Regions from separate parts of the Homo sapiens genome. Here region 1 is linked to region 2. Evidence: chromatin loops called from intact Hi-C (ENCODE). Cell type or tissue: Calu3. All regions are shown on one strand. Each heading gives the region's core, and the rest is flanking DNA. Links, peaks and the distances in the headings are about the cores only.

Region 1 (9,919 bases), core at 991-8,990, 74 kb before region 2:
ATTTTAAAATATTTTTCATAGAAACAGGGTCTCACCATGTTGTCCAGGCTGGTCTCAAACTCCTGGCCTCAATTGATCCTCCCAAAGTGCTGAAATACAGGTGTGAGCCACCACACCTCACCAGCGTTTTGAATAAAAGCTTATCTTTTTAACCTTTTCGGGTTCTCTTCTTCTTCTTAATTCCCCGCAGAAAATTACTGATTTCCTCTAGATTTTCTAATGTATGGCCCTGTGGCTTTTAAATGTTTATGTTTGTGTGTATGTGTATTTACTTTTTAAAATTTCTTCTGCATCTCTAATTGTGTCACTTTACTAATTTCTTATGAATTTTATTACAGTCTTTTTTTCCTTGATTAGACTTTCTAAAGGCTTGTCTATTTTTGAGCAATTTGATGAGTTTGATTAAATATAAACTATTCTTTTCTTTCTTTGTGAGTAACCTATTTTTTTCTCCAGGTGTTCTTGAATGCTTTTTGGTATTTCTTGGTATTTCACAGTTTCACCACAATTTGCTTATGTGTATCTACTTTGCATTTTCTCAGGTTCTCTTTGCAACCTGAGAAACTGTGCCTTTCTAAAGTTCTGAGGAAATCTATTTATATTATGTCTTTGATTATATCTTCCCTCCATTCTTTCTTTTAATTAAGAACTTCTCTTTGATAGATGTTAGAACATATAGATCTTTCTTCTGTCCTAACTCTATGACCTTGAAAATTTTTTTTAACTTCTCTGTTTTTCAGTTTCCTCATCTGTAAAATGGGGGTAATAATTGTAACTATGTCATAGAATCATTTTGAGAATTCAGTGAAATATATACACATGTACAAACACTAAGGTACATAGTAAACATTCAATAAATGTTAACTTCAATAATGATAATATTGTCACTTAACTTTTTTTGTAAGCCTCTTTACATTCAGGGAAAATTCGTTGGTAAGATCTTCTAACACATTCATTTAGTCTTCAACTGTATTCATTCTGTTCATTTCATGTATGGAGTTCTCTTTTGATGGTCAAAATTTAGTTACCAAGATGCAATCAGTATCTTCCCACATCGCATTAAGGATGTTATTTACAGTGATAGTGATTCCAAAAACTTCTGTTTACCTTATTAACCAATTCCTCTACTTAATTGTTTTATGGTGTTATTGTTGTTTGTGTTGTTCTTGTTTGTTGTATCTCTTTCGTAAGATTGGTTTACCTCAACTGCCTGGTAATTCTAGGTTGGTTGTTCATCTTTATATTTGACAATCCCTGTAATCCTGTCATTTCAATTCATTGTGCCCTGTCTCCATTGATTGTGTCAGTAGCAAAATGTGTTGTTGGTACTGACATACTGGTAGGTTGTCATGACTTTTAGGGGTCAGTAATTACCTGCCCTTGCCTCACTGGCTCCAGCACCTCTTATACTCACCACATTTACCTGTTGTCAAACACTGCCTGCACCCCTACTTATCACATACAAGGGAGGTACCATTGTTTTGCTGCTTTAATAATAATTCAGTTTGATATTTGCCCCAAGGCTATCTCCTGTGCTTGGTATCCATTGACTCTAAAATTAGAACATTCCTAGAACTTTTTCCATGTTTGTATAGTCATCTGAACGTGATTGGGCTTTGATTTCCTCTAATCATTTTTCTATGCTTTTGTTCTCATCTGCTTTCTGTTTAAGAATTTCTCAACATTTGCAGTATATTCATGGTGATGCAGTATCAAAGACTGGGCTACATATAGAAAACAACTTTGGGATGAGGGTTGTTAAAGCCCTGTAAAGAGATTTTTCCCTGAAAATATTAATACAGCCTTTTCTGAAACGGCATGAGTCGGACACCCTGTCAGTATTTTCCAATTCTTGATTTGATGATTCACAGCCATAGGGTATATAAAATACTTCCCCAAATCATTTAAAATCTAACTTTAGCAAACAGCTACAATAATTGAAAAAGCCAATCCCCTATGGAATTTTAAAAATAAAATTGGTAAAGATGTGAATAAATTCTGGTGATATACTACCAGTGACACATCCTGAATCATGCCCTGATTAGCCCCTTGTCACCTCTGCAGCTGTTCTTCTGATCTCCATCATCCAAGTGAAACAGCCATGGAGGGATTCTTTTCTGAAAGGAGACTTCACTTTGGAAGGGGCAACATGGCCTGGTGCGGTGGCTTACGCCTGTAATCCCAGCACTTTGGGAGGCCGAGACAAGCGGATCACCTGAGGTCAGGAGTTCACGACCAGCCTGGCCAACATGGGGAAACCCCATCTCTACTGAAAATACAAAAATTAGCTGGGCATGGTGGTGCATGCCTGTAATCCCAGCTACTCGAGAGGCTGAGGCAGGAGAATCGCTTGAACCCAGGAAGCAGAGGTTGCAGTGAGCCAAGATCTTGACATTGCACTCCAGCCTGGGGGACAGAGCAAGACTCCATCTCAAAAAAAAAAAAAAAAAAAAAAAAAAAAAAAAAAAGGAGCAACACAATTTTTGTATTAATTTTCTAAATCCTTTTCGTTCATTCGTTTAGGAAACATTCCTTGAACACCTGCTGTATTAGGCAAAGTGGACATAACAAACAACCCCAAAACTTCATTGCCTTAAAATAATATACATGTGTTTTTTGCTCATGTCACAGTATAATGCAAGTCATGAGGAACGCACTTCTTGCAGAATTTAGAGACCAGATTCCTTTAACCTTGTGGTTTGCCCTTTTTGAGTCCTTGATTGAACCAGTAGATGGGGAAAGAGGGTGAGGATTACGTGAGGGTTTTTTTTTTTTTTTAATAGGCCAGCTGTGGAAACAGTATACACATCACTTAGGCTCACATTCCATTAGCCCAAACTCAGGTAAACAGCCACACTTAAGTGCCTGGGAGACTAGAAAATGTAGTCTGGCTAAAGATACATGAAGTAAACACTGACAATTTCTGTCACAACTACTATGCGCCCAGCTCTCAAGGAGACAAGTATATGTTCTTCAGTGAAGAGAATAAAGTGCTGTACATCCCATAAAGAGGGTATTAAAGTACCTATGGAAAAAAGAAGCAACAGTTTTATCCACTTGGGGACAAAGGTTGTTGATTGGGGAAGGCTTCACAGAAGAGAGTGATATTTGAAGTAAAACTTTCTGGTAGGATTTTTTCAGCAAGAAAGTGAGAATGGGCACCCCAGCAGTAACAAAGGTATAGCAATTCAAACAAAAGGTACTGTGGCCCAGCAAGGCTAGATTATATAGATCCTTGGAGTGAGAAAGGAGAAGTAGTAAGTGATGACATTGAAAGGTTACATTGAGATCAGGCTGTGAAGCACTTTTTTAAAATTTTTTTAAATTCATACATAATAGTTGTATGAAGGGTTTTAAATGGTATGTGAAGGATTTTAGGGGTGTGCGTGTGTGTGTACATGTGTGTATGCAGCAAGGCACCCTCAAGTATTTTTAGCAGACAGTGACATCATATTTGGATTTTAGAAAGGTACATTTATTTATTTAACAATTATTGAACATATCTGTGTCCTAAATACTGTGCTTACTGCTAAGGATACACAACACTAAACATGTTCCTCATTCTGGTGGTAATATGGAGGGTTCATTGGAAGTACTCGTATTAGAAGTACAGAGATCAAATAGGAGCTCCTTTCTTGTTCAAAGTAAAAAGAAATGAGGTCCCGAATGTGAGTATTGGCAATGAAATGGAAAGGAATGAATGGATTCTAGATATAATTTGTGGAGTTGGATCCAAAAGAACTGCTGGTTCCGGTACAATCAGCTGGTACTGCATAAGGATAAGAGTTGAAGGAAAATGTTGCAGAGGTTTTCAATCTGAGAGATTAGTTGGCTGGTGAAAATAGGACATACTAAGGGAAGAGCATCAGGTTTGAGAGATAGATTGTGAGTTCAACTGTGGATGTGATTTTGAAATATCTGTTTGGCAGTGTCCAGGAAGTAATTGGAAAAAAACAGTTCTGGTGATCAGGAGAGGGACCATAGATAGGTATGGCTATGATAGACATATGTGTTACAATTTAGACCTATATACAGCCCAAGAATAGAACGCCAAGAAGGCACAGGTGAGCAAAAGAAACAGCAGCCCAAAAAGGCTGACAAATAATTATCAGAATTAGGAGAGCATTTCCAGAAAGATGTGGTTGGTTCACTGTTTTTTTGTTTTTCGTTTTTTGTGTTTTGTGTTTTTTTTTGTTTTTTTTTTTTGTTTGTTTTTTAATATATATATGGGATAAAACTGAGTAACCTAAATTTGGCTCTTACAGACTTTGGGAGGACCACTGAAAATGCTATGGGGGCAAAAGCTGGTGGGAACAAGAAAAGGCAGTAGCTTGGTTAAAAGAAGAGTAAATGTTTTACAGGATTTGTGAGACTTTAATATATTTATAGTCTGAGGGTAGGGAAGAGAGTTTGAACCTTAAGCAAACAGAATCCTGAAGGGTATGAAAAGGAATATGTTCTAAAGTGCAAATGGGTGGGTTTACTTTCCAAAACAAGCCAAAGAAGGATTGATGAACGTAAAAGTTTGGAGTCACATGGCAGTGAGTCTGAGAAAATATAAGGGAGTGTGGGGAGTTGGTATGGGGTTATTGCCATTTGTAGTAAAGACAGCATAGTAAGTTGTAGGAAATGAAAATGGACACTAACTATGGATGCTGACTAAGGAGGAGCAATATAAAAACATCCATGTTAATTTCTAAAATATTGGTTTTTGGTAGAGTCAATAAATAGCATGTATACACTGTTTCATAGGGAGCCTCTGCAGCAAAAATAGAAAAAAATGGTCAAATGTGTTATAGGTTGTTACAAAATTAATTACAGTTTTTGCTATTTTAATGGCAAAAACCATTAAAATAGCAAAAACTGCAATTACTAAAAATGGCAAAAACCGCAATTACTTTTGCACTAACTTAATAGCAACAGCTTAGCAAAACAACAGAGGAAGTAGGATGTCTATAAGCATGGAATAGAAATGACTTTCTTGGCGTCCAGGGTGGGTAGTGAAGGAAGCGAAGCCTAGAGGGGACAGTTAGCCGGGGAGAGTGGAAGAACCAAGGGACTGGAACTTGTGTACAAGATTAGTAAAAGATGTAATTACTTTGGTAAATGAAGTGCTTAATAGTAGATCTGGTATCCGAACAGGATCATGAATCATTAGAGCAGGTCTGACCACTTGTTCGTTATGCTCTTTGGTGTCAAATTTCATGGCACATCTAGTAAGATTCAGTATCCCTGTTTGTAAAATGGGATTGCCACCTTTTTGAGAATACAAAAATTTGCAGAATAAATTAAATCACATATGAATGCCATGAGTTCTTCCTTTATTCACACTTAAATCATAATATTATAAAGCAGTCAGAAAGACAAAAAGAACATTTTTTCCAGATTTCCTTAATAGTCAATGAGGAGTTTATCCTAAGGACTCAATTTAAGTAATTGTTCCCTTCAAGTGAACTCAGATTCTTTATGGAGGACATACTGATTGTTGGTAAAATTTTCAAGTGTGTGCTTTTAAGATTAATTATTATCTATACTATTTCAACATAATTCAAAAGATTTTCTATTTATGCACATGTACACACAGACATATATTTGGAGCTCTTGATTGACAGTTTGAAGCTCAATTACATAAAATATTTAACCACAGCACCAGAGCCATTTGCAGTTTAAAAAAAACATATAAAATAATATTCCTATGAATTGTCCATGTATAGCAACAAATCAGTAAGAAAGGATAAACTAGCATAGTGAAATAGATAAATCAGATTTAGGCAGGCTAGTTTATTGAATTTAAATTGTGCCCAGTTGGCCCAAGAGCTATATATAAGCAATCCATCTTACGTTGTTAATGGAGGTTCTTGAAATCCACCTGATGTTTGCATTATTAAATTTCAGTCTAATGAGCCCTGCTAATACATATTGAAGATGGTTGTAAGGAGTAGAATGTGAATCTGAGCGGGATAATTTGAAAGAAACATAAGCTGAGCATTTTACATGACTCAAGGGGTATATCTACAATTACACATATAACCAAAATTGAATTTAAATGGAATTTCTATTATCCTTGTCCTTCTACCAGGGAGAATAAAGTGTAAATGAAGTAAAAGTCTTTAGAGTTACTGGTGGTTTGTTTTTATTATCTAATTTAATAGATTCTTGCAATGATATGGAGTGGCATAAAAGTTTTAATATTTCATGACTTTAAATGCAGTCTAAGTATATATAAAAGCTTGTAAATGGAAACAGATGTCTGTGTAATTGGATATAGTACTTCATAACACCATTATATAAGTTTTATACTTTAAGAAAGTGTCAATATTAATGGTAAAGAAAAATCAAACTTTGAAGAAAAATAGTTTTGTGTGTGACATATATTTTATATAAATTTCCCCTTTAAGCCAGTCATTATACTTCTAAAGGATGTGTTGATTTTGCATAGGAAAAATATATGCAGCAAAAAATTGAAGAGTAAGAAGGTTTATTTTTTAAATCACAGTTTACATTGCTATTATTATTATAATAAAGGCTCATCCAAAGTTTAATGCTGGCACAGTTTGATTCTTTTTCTTTTGACAAGGCAATACTTTTTTAACTTAATATTTCATCAACTATAATGCTATTAGAGACTTATTTTCACTTAGTTCACTCATCAGGCAGTGAGACGGCAATAAAGGAGAATCGCTCCTTTGAGACATTAATGCTTTGGAATAAATGATGTGCTAGAACAGAAATTTAATTAATTTACAGAGTATATTGATAGTCCCTTGTTACTGTGCTGTATATTTTTAATCTTCCTCAACATCTGTAGTAAAGTGTTTGAAAACCCCTGCAGTTGAGCAACTAGTAGATAATTAAGTAATAAGGGAAGAGGTTTCTAGAGGGAAAGAGATTCTTTTAACCAAATGCTGTCATAACATGAATAAAGAACCACTACTATGATGTGCAATGAACAAAAAAGTATGCTACCTAATTTGATACTGTTCCATAGGTATTGCAAGCTTCTTACATTTAAAGTGCGAACTGTACCTTAAGAACTTTCCTCCAAAATTTAAAACAAATGCATTACACTGATACATCAGATGACTTTTAATGACAAACAACTTTTCCCAATTCATATGTCATCATTTAAATGTGTCTTGCTTAAATTCATTTTCCCTTTAGTACAGAGATTGTCTTGAATGAAGCTTCAAAAATTATAAATAAATATTCTGAATATTTATTCTGAATAAAGAATATAAAATATGTATTTCAGATGTTCAACTGCCTTGTTTCTTTCTTGTGATTACTTCGTGGAAAATAAGTAATGAATTTCTAGTCCCTTTAACCAATATTTTCACTTTGAATATAGGCATAAAATAAGTACAAAAATTGTATTGTTTTTGTTTCAGCAAAAGCTGATGAAGCATTGAAAGCCAAAGAAAGAAATGAGGAAGAAGCAAAGAGAAGAAAGGAGGAAGGTAAAGGCATGTGTTCATTTTTCTCTGAGAAATCACTATTTGGCTGTATTTCCTGAATAGACCGTAGAATATAATCTAATGCCTTAAGGGTTACTTCATGCTGTTTCATGAACCAAAACTATGACACAATAGCACACTATATTCATTGTCTTGGACACTAATGTTTGCTCTCATAAGATTAGTTTATAAGCATGCTATTATATATTCTGGGAAATTGGGAGGAGATAAGATTATATAGTAGTGCTGATGTTGGTTTGTTCCTTCTGACTTTTATAGTTAAAAAATTATCAAAATCAGTCACAGAAATAGATTGAACCTTATCCATAGATTTTGAAATATTTCAGTAGTGATGAAGAAAAGTCCTCTTGCCAATAAAACTTTTTTAAAGTTGAGAGAACATTGAAATTCAAAATGTCATAAATAGTCATATGAAATCCATGTCTTCATTTTTAAAGATATTCTTTTTAAAAAACAACATTTAGGCCATTCCCCCAAAATATTATCTAAACAAATCTAACACATTTTTATCTCCTCTAACAAATTTTTATTTTCCCCTTAATTTGCTATCTGTGATTTATGTGAGTGAAAATTTTGCCTTTTTTTCTTCACGGGGGATTATATACATATACTGTTCTAAATTACAGTGCTTAAAGCAAGATTCAGGCAAATCTTTCTCAGTGAGTTAAGTTGATGATCTGCTTAGAATGGCAATCATGTCACTTTATTGGCTAATTTCACAGGGTAGCTATTTCCTCTTGTGAGCTTTTGAGAAGTTGAAGTCTGATAATATGTGCCAGAATTTGGACTTTTGAGTGCTGTAGTCAAAATCTGAAAGTTGAAATTTTTGCCTTAGTAGGTACCTGTGTTTTATTGTAACAACCAGAAGATAATCTGAACTTCCCAGCAACTACATGGAAGCTGAGATTCAGTAAAACCCAAAGTATAATGGTTTAGAATGCTTAAAACCCATCAGAGCCATCCTCAAAACCAAGCGAAAAAAAAAAAAAAAACTGTAGATTTAAGTGGCAGATCCCTACAAATAAGTAGATTCAAACTAAATGTGGATGAATTTGTACACATATAGTATAGTGTTCTTACCTTACTTGACCCCCAAATATCCTGGCTTTATGCTCTTTTCCGGGATCAACTAATTTTATGGTATACTGAGAAAAAAATGAATTTCAGTAGCAAGATTCCTCAGTAGAATTACCTTCTTTTGGATCTCTTGGCATTGTTAATGAAAGCAAGCTATCTGATTTCAGTTATCCTTATAATGTGCCCATAGTACAAACAGACATAAGACTAAATGCAAATGTGTCTAAGCAAATTATAATTTTTAAGTACTGCTATGTTGTGTGGCATTCTGATCAATGTAACTAATTAATAACATAATGGCCCTTATAAAACTCTGTGGTACCGTAAATCACGTGTATAGTACTTATGACCAAGCAATACAGTGAAAATATGTTGTAGTGGTTATTAGCCTAATCCTATTAATTCAGATCTTAATTGGAATCTTAATCAGTTGAAAATGAATGGCAGTGAGAGTAATCACAGATATTGAAATTTCAAGGTGATTTGTTTTTATGAAAAAAATAATATGAATGCTTATCTTAGCAAAAGAAACTTTTTTAATACTTCAGAACTCCTCATTTACATGTTGACAGTTGATATTTCTACAGCTCTCTTGTTTTCATTAAATTAGCTCTAAGCATCTTTTAAGACATTTGCTTAAGAATTTCTTAAGTAACTATAGATACTTGAACATTATAATTCTTTGTAATTTTTAATTTAGACTTTTCACTAAATCACACTGACCTTATACGTAGTCTGCAATATACAGTACCTTTTTTCTTTCAGTTCCTGAGAATTGTTGAAAAAGCATATTCCTCCAATCATAGCTGTTTTAATTAGCATCTTTAAAAATCTAGCATTCTAACTAGAGTATAAACTACAGGATTACAGAGGACTTAATATCCACAATGCCTAACACATAGTAGAAACTCAGTTTCTTGAATTGTTGCATGATGAATGAATAAATCAATGACCAATTTCCCTTTATTCTTTTAAATTCATGCTAAGTAGCTTATTTTGAGCTTGCAACGGGATTCCAAATAATCTCATTGAAAGTATAACCCAACTTTGTTAAGGGCTTTTCTAAGACAGGCCGTAACTATTAAGCTATTGCTGTAATAATTTAGAGCATGCAAAATTAAACCAAAGAATGTCAAAATACTGTCAAAATTTGCTAAACTATTTGCTAGATTCTTTGTTGTTGTTTGCTTCCAAATTTTTTTTCTCTTGAGTTGTCTAGATACTTGAATGCTATCAAATTAACAGTTCCCTGAGAGTGATTAATGTATAAGCTACATTTATTTTATTTCATATAATTAGTCTAACTGCAAATTGAAACCTTAGATCAGTATGCATGTGTGTATATAGTTCTGTATCTGAAAGAATAA
Region 2 (9,919 bases), core at 1,046-9,045:
GCAAAGACATTAATGGGATGATGCAAGAAGAGAGTTGGAGATTTTTTTTTAAATCTCCTTTGCACATAGGAGTGACCCTAATCAATGCTTTTTGGTGAATATAAGCAGAATACATCTTGTTGCCTTCTCTAGAATAGAGAACTAAGTAGATATGTTGCCTCTGGGTTCAATATTTATTTCTGGAAACTCTTTTCATTTTACTACCATCCTCTAATAAACCAATACATCCACTTTGTAAAATATAAGACTCTGGAGTTATTATATGTGCTTATAAAAACACACCTTTAGATAAGTGGTTTTTCCAATCTTCTGATACTCCTCATTTCCTTCTCATTGATTTTCAAGTTTCAACACAATTTTTTAAAAATAAGGATTTAAACATGAGACAGTAAACCTGGGTAAAGAACTAAGGGGTTTTGAAATTCAAAGTTATTATTTCTGTTTTTAGTAGCTGTTCCACCCTTGCAAATATGTATAATAATTAGCCACAATTAATATTCCTCTTTTCCCTAATTCATTATAAAAAGTATAACTTCTATACAATAATGCATTACATTTTTATCATGAGAAATCATAACAATATCTTTATATTTGAACCTGAACTTCAATATGAATTTGTGAGATTTTTTATATTAATGTGTGTATTTTGTAATGTATGTGGTATGTGTATATATATGTTTATTTTAGACACATTTGACTACATTTATATATTCATAGAGATTTACATAGAGGCATTAAAAAAACAGGCATAGTCAGTCATGGATGTTCATTATATATAAAGGTTATTGGGGATGCAAAGATATAAAAGATAGAAGAACCTAGTAATTGCCTTTAAGATCAGAGCACAAAGCATTAGTTTGGATTTTACAAGGCCAGCCAGCAACAAAAGAGCAGTAATTTATGAGCTCAGCGTAAAAGAATAGCATAATTGCATTAAAAATTAATGCTAATGAACACTAAAATGGGGAAGGTGGTTATGATGAAAGTTTGTATTCATCTTTCCTGGTTTGAATGATGGCTAGTGGCTTGATTAATGGCTTAATTTCTATCAATTAGCGGGGAAAAATCTCCTGCGAGACAAGGGTAAATTGAGCATTGAATTACATATCTTGCTTTTGTGTGCTAAGAAAAAAGAGCTGCGTATCTCTGATATTAGCCACAGTGACAAATGTGGTGTGCCCTGCGATGTCTGCATTAGCTCTCCTGACAGGCGAGTTGTGTGTGGTTATGGGGTGTTTAGAGATGGCTGGCAGACAGCATTCACTGCAAGTTCCTTAGAAACATACAACTCTTCCATCTACAGAATTTTAATTAGAGTCGATAAGGATTCTAGAATTAAAATGGACAGCAAACAGCAACTGCAGAATCTGTATTCTGACCTATTAATCTGGTATACATCAAATTATATTCCTTTTTCCTACCCTATTAAAATAAGAAAACTTCCAGTAGCTTTAGTTTTGTTGGGATTATGAATTCTTACCACTCTATTAAAGTGGATTTGACTATCAATGTTGATTACATTTGCAATAAGCATAAGGCAGTAGTCTATATTTTGGGACTATGTAGTGGTTGTTGGTTTAACCAAATTCATGGAAACCATTCTTGTTTTTTGTAACAATTGCTGAACAGTAAATAAAGAGCAGCTTAAAGTGACAATTTCCTACTTAGGTTGTTTGCAGGCTTAAGGGAAAAAAATGCTAGGTTTTTAGAAACTTTTTAAATTCATTTACAAAGGTTTTCTAGATGTGATATATATATATATCCCTTTAAAAATTTCAAATGTGAAAGATTCTGAAAATGCACATCTGTAATCTAGTTCAAGATAATGCCAGAAGAGTAAGATATTATATAAAATATATATATTTTATGTATATATGTATGTGTGTGTGTATATATATATATATATATATCCTACAAATAAAGCTACACTGTATTTTACTGAATGAGTAAGCATTAAAATGCAGAATAAGGACAATATCAAGAATATTTATTACTTATTATAAATGGATGGAGTGGGGAAAAAATAAATTGTTGCTTGGCAGGAGTGGGTAAAGAATTCATTTGACTGGAAGATGACTAGTCACAATTCAGGGGTTGAATCCCAGTTGTACCACCAACTAGCCATGTGGCTGTCACCAAGTTATTTATTAGCCTCAGTTTCTCATCTTTACAATGAGGGTAACAGTATTATTCCTCATGGTCATGATATTTAAATGAGGTAATCCATGTGAAGTGCTCAGCGCAGAGTGCCTTAAATTTCTATTGCTGTTACTATTACTTACTTCTGCTACCAGAACAGCTCATCTGGCCTTCTAAACAATGACTTAAATGAAAAATTCATTTCTATGACTTTCCCCACTGGAAAGGTATTACATATATCGATGATGAAAACAAAAATTTCCGTGGACATATATACACCAGAACAAAATATGTTTGCTTTAAAACATGGTTTCTACCGCCTAACTGTCATTTTGGGTAGTTTGTGTTATAAGACATCCATTAGGAAGTGACAAGATCTCCCATCTCTTTAGTCACTGAAGCCTGGGTAACCATATGTCAGCAAAATACCACTTTCCTATTCAACCCAGAGCATTCAGTGAATCATGGTAGACTCCAGTGCCTTGGTGGGTGGTAAAATTCAGCTGGGCCTTTTGTGCCTTCTCATAGATGTGCACAGGCCTGTCCTCCACTGCTTCCACTCCTTCTCTCCTCCTCCTATCATTTCCACATCCTGGCACACCACAGGTTTACCAGAAGATGTATGAGCTAAAGCCATTTTCTACTTGCCTGAACTCAAGAATATTGCCAGCTTATTATAAACCATACTGTCAGAAATATACAGATTTATATAAGAATTGTTTAGCCAACTTCCGTGTCTTTAGTACTGTTACTAAATTAGCACTTTTGTTTATGCTGTGCTTCCTGTATCTGCTACCATTTCTTAAGTGCTTTTAATGCTTCCCTATCGCTGTGTGGAGCACAGGTTATCATCTCCCAGATTTTTGTGGCTTGCTTTTTCACATCATTTTTGCCTTCTGAAATACCACCATGTCAGAGAGTTCTTCTCTGGTTACCCCATCTGAAATAGTTTCCTTTCCTCCTTTCTAGCCCTCTAGCCTGCTCTATTTTCCTTGATATTATATTATTTACTTGTTTATTATTTGTCTCCCTCATTAAAACATAAGCTCATGAAGGAAGAAACTCTCATTCATTTCCAAGTCCTACTATGTGGAACAATGCCTGGTACATTGAATGTGCTCACTTATTTGAAAAGAGAGGGATGGAGGGAGGGAGGGAAGATGTGGGGGGGAAATCTCTCAACCACCCTATGATGTTTAGGCTATTACTATCTCCATGCCATAGATGAGAAAATGGAGACCAACACTCTTGAACCACTTGCCCAAAGCCACACAGCTGGTACATAGCAGAGACAGGGTTTAACCCAGATAGCCCAAACCCAGAGCCCTTAAAACTCACCACTGAGGGTGCAGCGCACCAGCATGGCACGTGTATACATATGTAACTAACCTGCACAATGTGCACATGTACCCTAAAACTTAGAGTATAATAAAAAAAAAAATAATAAATAAAAAAAAAAAGAAACTTAAAAAAAAAAAAAAAACTCACCACTGAAAGACATTTAATTTTTTAAGTTACAAAAACTTTTTATAATTTGACATTTTCTTCCATGAAGTTTTATTTTTTAATGGTAACTTTACTGCCCTTTAAATTTCAGTTATTCAACAAATGTTTATTGACTGCTTACTAGATAATAAAGCACACTCCACTAAGTTCTGGAGGTGACACAAAGAGGTATGTCCCCTCTAGCTGGGGAGAAGAAGCTTTCACTCAAGAAGAGATTTGCAAGGCAGCATATGCTAAAAGCCAAATGAATTATGCAAGAGGCCCTTTTACTCACAGGTGGCAAGGTGTGGCATCATCACAAAGTGGACATCAGGCATGGCCTTAAATGACAGGGAGGATTAAGAGAAGGTGAGAGCATTCCAGGTGAGAAGAGTTGAATGAGACATTTAGTGTGGATTTTGTTTTTAATAAAGCTTAGCCTGATGCCCAGTTCACTTTCACTTATTGAAATATTTAACAAATTCTTCTTCATTGATACAGTCACATTAACATTATTCCTATTACTTAATCTGATATAGTAAGCAGTTTAAGGTGAGTTTGTCTTGGATCCCGTCCAAAGTGGAGTTCCTTTCAGACACTTCAGGAGCCTCGTCCGCATATGTAACATGGTCCTGTAGCATAAGCTTCCCAGAAGACTAATAGAAAAGCCCTATTCCACTTAAGGAGTTTTCTCATCTTTTAAATTATTTGTGTATATCAGTTCTGGAAATTTGTTCTCGGTGATATTGGTCTCGAACAACCTCAAAATGTTGGAGTTGGATAGATTTATAATGCTTGCCTTGTATGTGTTTTAAAAGAAACATTTAAAATGTACTGTTTTGAAAGGGAAAACAATTGGATGTGCTCACTTATTTGAAACCTGTGTTCATGAGAAATTTAAAACTTTAGAATTCCAATTAAGCTTTATGAGATGTTTTGTCCACAAATTTTATTGAATAGCCAGCTTTACCATACAAACATATTGTTGTTTGCTTTTTTGTTGTTCTTGTAAAGCACTTAAAAATACTTTACATTTCAAAGTTTTTTATTATCTGTCTTGTAACATAAGAAGGAATTTTTTTAATGTTTTTATTGTTGACTATAATTTGAGCTAATTTAATATGAAAATAAGATAATCTTTTGTATTATTTATGTATTTGTAGCAATATTATTAGTATATATTTTTTTCCTGGAATAGTAACATAAGTAACTCAGTAACTGTGGGGCCAACTGACCCAAATTTTTTGTAACATAAAATGCATCTTTGGGAAAATTCATAAAATATTAGTATTTAAAAGGAGTCAGTTGAAGTTGCTGGTTGTTACTTGTCATGATCACATCTGGGGCAATAGTGCCATCTTCAGTTCTCAGCCTGGCATTGTTATTAGAGGAGATTGGTTTATGTTTGTAATCTACAAATGCAGTATGAAAAGACTAAAATTTTCTTTTCAAATGAAAGATTGATATGGACCTTGTCATCTTTATTTACTAGTTTTAAAATTTGTATAACATTTGGTATTTTAAAAGAAAACTCTGTGTTATAAAATGTGAAATTGTCAAATATAACTTGAAGAAGCAGGAGAGCCTAATTTTTATACTATAAACATCAACAGTAACTAATACAATTTTTTAAAAATTTTTCATCACAAAAGGAAAGTGATTTTCTATACTTTGAGTTAAGTATTGATTATTGTGGTCTGTAATGACTTGGCTTTCTGAGTCTATTATTTTTTATTTTACTATGAAGTATATATCCCTTCCATTAACATCTAGCAGAAAACATTTTATTTACAAATAATATGTTTATTAAAAAATCATCAAGTACTAATGGTGTGTTTCCTTCATGTTTACCATGTAAATGTTTTAAAACATCCCATATTAATTCTCCCAGTAACTTTGTTACTTGTCTTTAATTTTACTTCATGGCTAATGAATACAAGATACTGTGTGTGTTGGGCATTTATGCAGCACATATAAACCATAACTCATTTTAAATCACATTTTCCCAATCTTAAAATTGGCACAAAATTGTTAAATGACAAATTGACATGAAAAACTTAAGAAACTGAATTTAAAACAACGTAATATATATTATTGATATGTTTTATTCTGCTTCCCAAAGTGACAGGGTTATACTCAAGACATACATTTGTGGTCACTGACATGAGAATTTTGAGTAAGAAGCAATTTAAAACATTTTTATGTCTATTTTCATACAATAGAGCTGAGGTACTGTAAAGCTGAAAATGTAAATCTCCTGTGAATCTTTCAAATTTTAATTTAACATGCGTTTACAACCAGTAAAATGATTCCCACATTGAAACAAAAAAGCTATGTTGGTGTATTTTCATATTGTGAGTAAGGCAAACTGGCTTTCTCCTATCTGCTCTGTCACTTTGTTAGTTCTGAAGTGATCTTTAAAGAAACACAAAGATAATGATGTTTTTCTGTAATCTTTCTCCTTCTTTCCTTTATAATTTTTCCAATGCTATTTTGTTAAGCATTGGTTTTGGCAAGCCTCTATGATAACACTTTTATTTGTATTAGGAGCTGGTTGTATGTCCAAATTTAAAGCTACAAACACTGCAAGCTTTAGACATCAAGTACTGTTTGTGAGGTCACCTCTGACATTTAATACTAATGATTTCCTTTACAACTCCAAATAGAGAATATGTTTAGAGAAAAAATTCAAGTGGTCCAACATTTCATTCATATGAGACATCATCCTGAAGTCAGAAATAATGTCTTTTGGTTGGGAATTAGTGACTGTGAAATAATTCTAGTGAAATTAACTAAGACCTATACAGACAAATGTAGTTTTCATATTGACATTGAAGTTGGATTACACAGACTAGTACCCATTATGACTTTCCTTTGCCATATTAACATTATTATATATGTAATTAATAAAAAATTTATCTACTTGTATGGGATGTGTTAATATTAATAAATTAGCTGGGCAAAGAATCTTCTCTCATTTCACATGCTCAATTAGTACATTGCATAATTAAAATCTAGAGGAGCTTTCATTGTATAAAGCATGTGGGACTATTTACTCTTACATGGCACTCTGACAGTGCTTGGTTTTATTATGTGGGAAGATATATTCTTCCAAAGGTGGGAGTATTGGCTGTGGTGGCTGCTACTTGCAAGCATTTCATTCTCATCTGATTATTTCTCACAAGAGAAAAGACTGGTTTCAGCTGTCAGGGACACATCTTCATAAGAGCCATCTTTCCCACAAATAGACTAGAACTTGCACAAGACTATAATCATTATAAATTGTGATTGGTCAAAAATTGAGACAAAGATTTTTTCAGATAACATTTTTGTTGAATGTATGAAACCAAATTTCCTTTAATACTCTTTATATTTATCTCTGTAACAACATTAAACCTTTCAAGGATAAAGCTGCTATAAAAATTAGTTTGCTGCAAAAAACTCCACCTTCGTGTCAAACCACTTATTACTATTGTTAAGTAAATGTGACTATTATCCATGAACCCTAAATCCCAAAATTTTTAAGTGCCTTAGCTGAGTATACAATCAATCCTAATTCAACTATGTCTTCATATCAGCTTAAAATGAATTTAAACAGCAAGGGTGTAAGTCATTATGTTACATTTTTTCTGCCCAGCTAGCATGTGAAAAAACTGAAATATAAAAATATGAAAATACAAAAATACGAAATTACACATGCACGTGGCTATTTATTAAAGCTGTAACTGTGAAAGCAGAAGACTAGAAACAACTAACCATCCATAGGCCATTCGTGGAAAAACCTATCATCAAACTATAAAATAGAATGCTATGCAATTATAAAATAGAATGCAGAACTCTCTTAGCTGCTATGGAGTGAGAGTGAAGAAATATTAAGTGAAAAAGGTAAGATACATAGTAGTATGTAGTATGCTAATTTTATGTAAGCAAGAAAAGAATATACTTATATTCTCAAAAATAAACAATGGAGGGGTAAACACAAACTTAGTAAAAATGGTTACCTCTAGATTGGAGTAAGAACTAGGGACATTCTAGACTTGTGAATGATGTTTTAAATTTTGACCTTAGAATCATGTAAATATTTTTTGCAACTAAAAAATGAATATTAATCACAAAGTAAGACCTAAAATATTTTTTCAATTAACTGAAACAAATAAACCTAATTGTATATCAAATTGATAGCATAATTATGCAGAGAATTATTTCATGACTTTAGAGCGTAGTATTTTAGCATTTCAGCAGTAGAATAAATCTTAAGGTCAAAGACCATAACAAAATTTTAAACTGTGTTAATACATCTTGTTATTAATAGTAATGTTTGTCCTGTTATTTTGAAAGTAATACATATACATATTAAGAAAAACAAATACACTTGGTCATATCATTAGAGCCTAAGATTTTTAGAGTAAGAAAAAAGATGTACAAATATAAAATAAAAGACTTTCAAAATCCTAAAATCTTTAATTTGATTGGTAGTATCAGCATGAACTCATATTAACTGTTTCCTTCTAAAAGTATGTACTTCATATCTCACGTACTGAAGAGGTTCAGAAGCATTGACAATTCAGTAACAATACCCCTAGTACCCAGATTGTTGTCTATAAATATTATTCTCCATTATAAAGAGCCTGGATTCTTTGGAGAAATGGCTAATTTCAGGTCTGGGACAGAAACTGTTCAAGATGATCCTACAACTATTATTAAGCCATAACTACTGGGGATTATATTGAAAGGATATAGGAATCAACTTCAAGAGGATCCTACTACCCAAAAATGAAGCAATTGAAGCATCAAAATAAGAAAATGACTACCATGGACTAAAGTACATTAAATAAACAAATATTCATGAACTCATAATGATCATCTTTGGTCACCTTTGGACCAAAATTGATAAATAAAGAGAAAGAATCAAACATTTATTGGGACTTTTCTATATAGGCTGTATTTCACAGTCACTGAATAGTTAATGAGGAAATGTTCATTATAGAAAAATCACAGCTGATAAATGTGGGAAGAATGATAGAGTATCACCATTTTACAACCTCTGATGAAATAATGGCTCAAAGCAACAAACAATGTTGCTAATTTGCTAAGTGAGAGATTAATGGAGAACTTTCTAAGGGGTCAGACTGACTCACCTTGTCCCCAATGATCAATCTTAACCACTAAAAGTAGGAAACGTGCATCCTGATATGATGTAGTAGGAATGACACAGCGTCACCTATGACATACTCTTCACCAAAAGAAATTGAACCTTAATGTAATTAAACCTATAGGTTTCACTAGTGGTTTACACAAAACATGGGAAATAGAGGAACATGTTAAAGAATATCATTAGAATAAAATCAGCCAGATCCAGAATCTAGAAACTTTATAAGATACATGATTCAGATTCTTCAGTAAATAAATGGCAATGAAAGGGAAAGGCAGTGGACTGTAAGTGATAGAAAGAGACTTAAGGTACTTACCAACCCAGTGCAATGTGTGGACCTTGTTTGGTTCCTATTTCAAACCAACTATAAAAAGACTTTTTTACAATTAGTGAAAATTAAATATGGAATATTTATATATGTAATCAAATTAAGGAATTATTGATAATATTTTTAGTTGTGAAAATGATATTGTCAAGTTACTGTTTGTCTTATTTAAGTTCTTATCTGTTGGAGATGCCTACTAAAATATTTAGGGATAAAATGGTGTGATGCCTGGGATTTATTTTTAAATATATCAGATCCACCCAAAAAAATTGAGGTGGATTTAGATAGATAGATTAAATAAGAATAACAGAAAGTTAATGGTTATAGAAGCTGAGCATTGAGTACAGGTGGATTCACTGTGCCCTTATTCCTTTTATATGTATTTCCATGATAAAATGCTAAAGTTTAAGAAAAAGTCCTCCCACCAGATTAGCTGAGATCATTAAGGCAGTGCCTTCTTAGCAGTGTTTTAGGTTTTGAGTATAAGTCTTAGTTCATAGGAATGTTATATTTGTGGATCTCAGAACAAAAGAGTTTCTTGTTATAGCTTAATTTATAATGTCTTTTTATCCAATTAAATTTCTTCATAGAAAGAACATTGCTTAGGTGTAGTGTTATTAACATGCTTACACCAAAATACGCTGACATTATACCCTCTTTTTCAGACCAAGCCACCCTGGTAGAACAAGTAAAAAGAGTAAAAGAAATTGAAGCTATTGAAAGTGATTCTTTTGTTCAGCAGACATTCAGATCAAGTAAAGAAGTCAAAAAGGTAAGTTTTTATCCACCCATTATGAGTAAACCTTTGGATTCTACCT

Evidence for each region. A loop is a pair of places that touch in the nucleus more often than their neighbours do. Peaks named below come from ENCODE experiments on the same cell type or tissue, not always from the same donor. Only the 100,000 strongest peaks of a DNase experiment are listed, where the experiment ranks them.
Region 1: a loop joins it to region 2, with 2.0 times the contacts of the local background. A loop is called at or near these places in 3 of 110 quality-filtered maps.

The regions. Positions count from the first base shown.
Region 1 is chr3:158,453,547-158,463,465 of GRCh38, forward strand. RSRC1 (arginine and serine rich coiled-coil 1) reads left to right here. Exons shown (of 10, transcript NM_001271838.2): 7 at 7,389-7,457. Among named protein-coding and RNA genes, the nearest start is that of UC.134, 68 kb to the right of the region's middle. In Calu3, for the core only: no CTCF peak of the experiment used is centred there; a DNase peak (open chromatin) is centred at 5,165.
Region 2 is chr3:158,527,326-158,537,244 of GRCh38, forward strand. RSRC1 (arginine and serine rich coiled-coil 1) reads left to right here. Exons shown (of 10, transcript NM_001271838.2): 8 at 9,767-9,873. UC.134 (long non-coding RNA uc.134) reads left to right here. Exons shown (of 1, transcript NR_148407.1): 1 at 1-1,249. Among named protein-coding and RNA genes, the nearest start is that of UC.134, 5.6 kb to the left of the region's middle. In Calu3, for the core only: a CTCF peak has its summit at 5,005 (motif pointing left); DNase peaks (open chromatin) are centred at 4,216 and 4,986.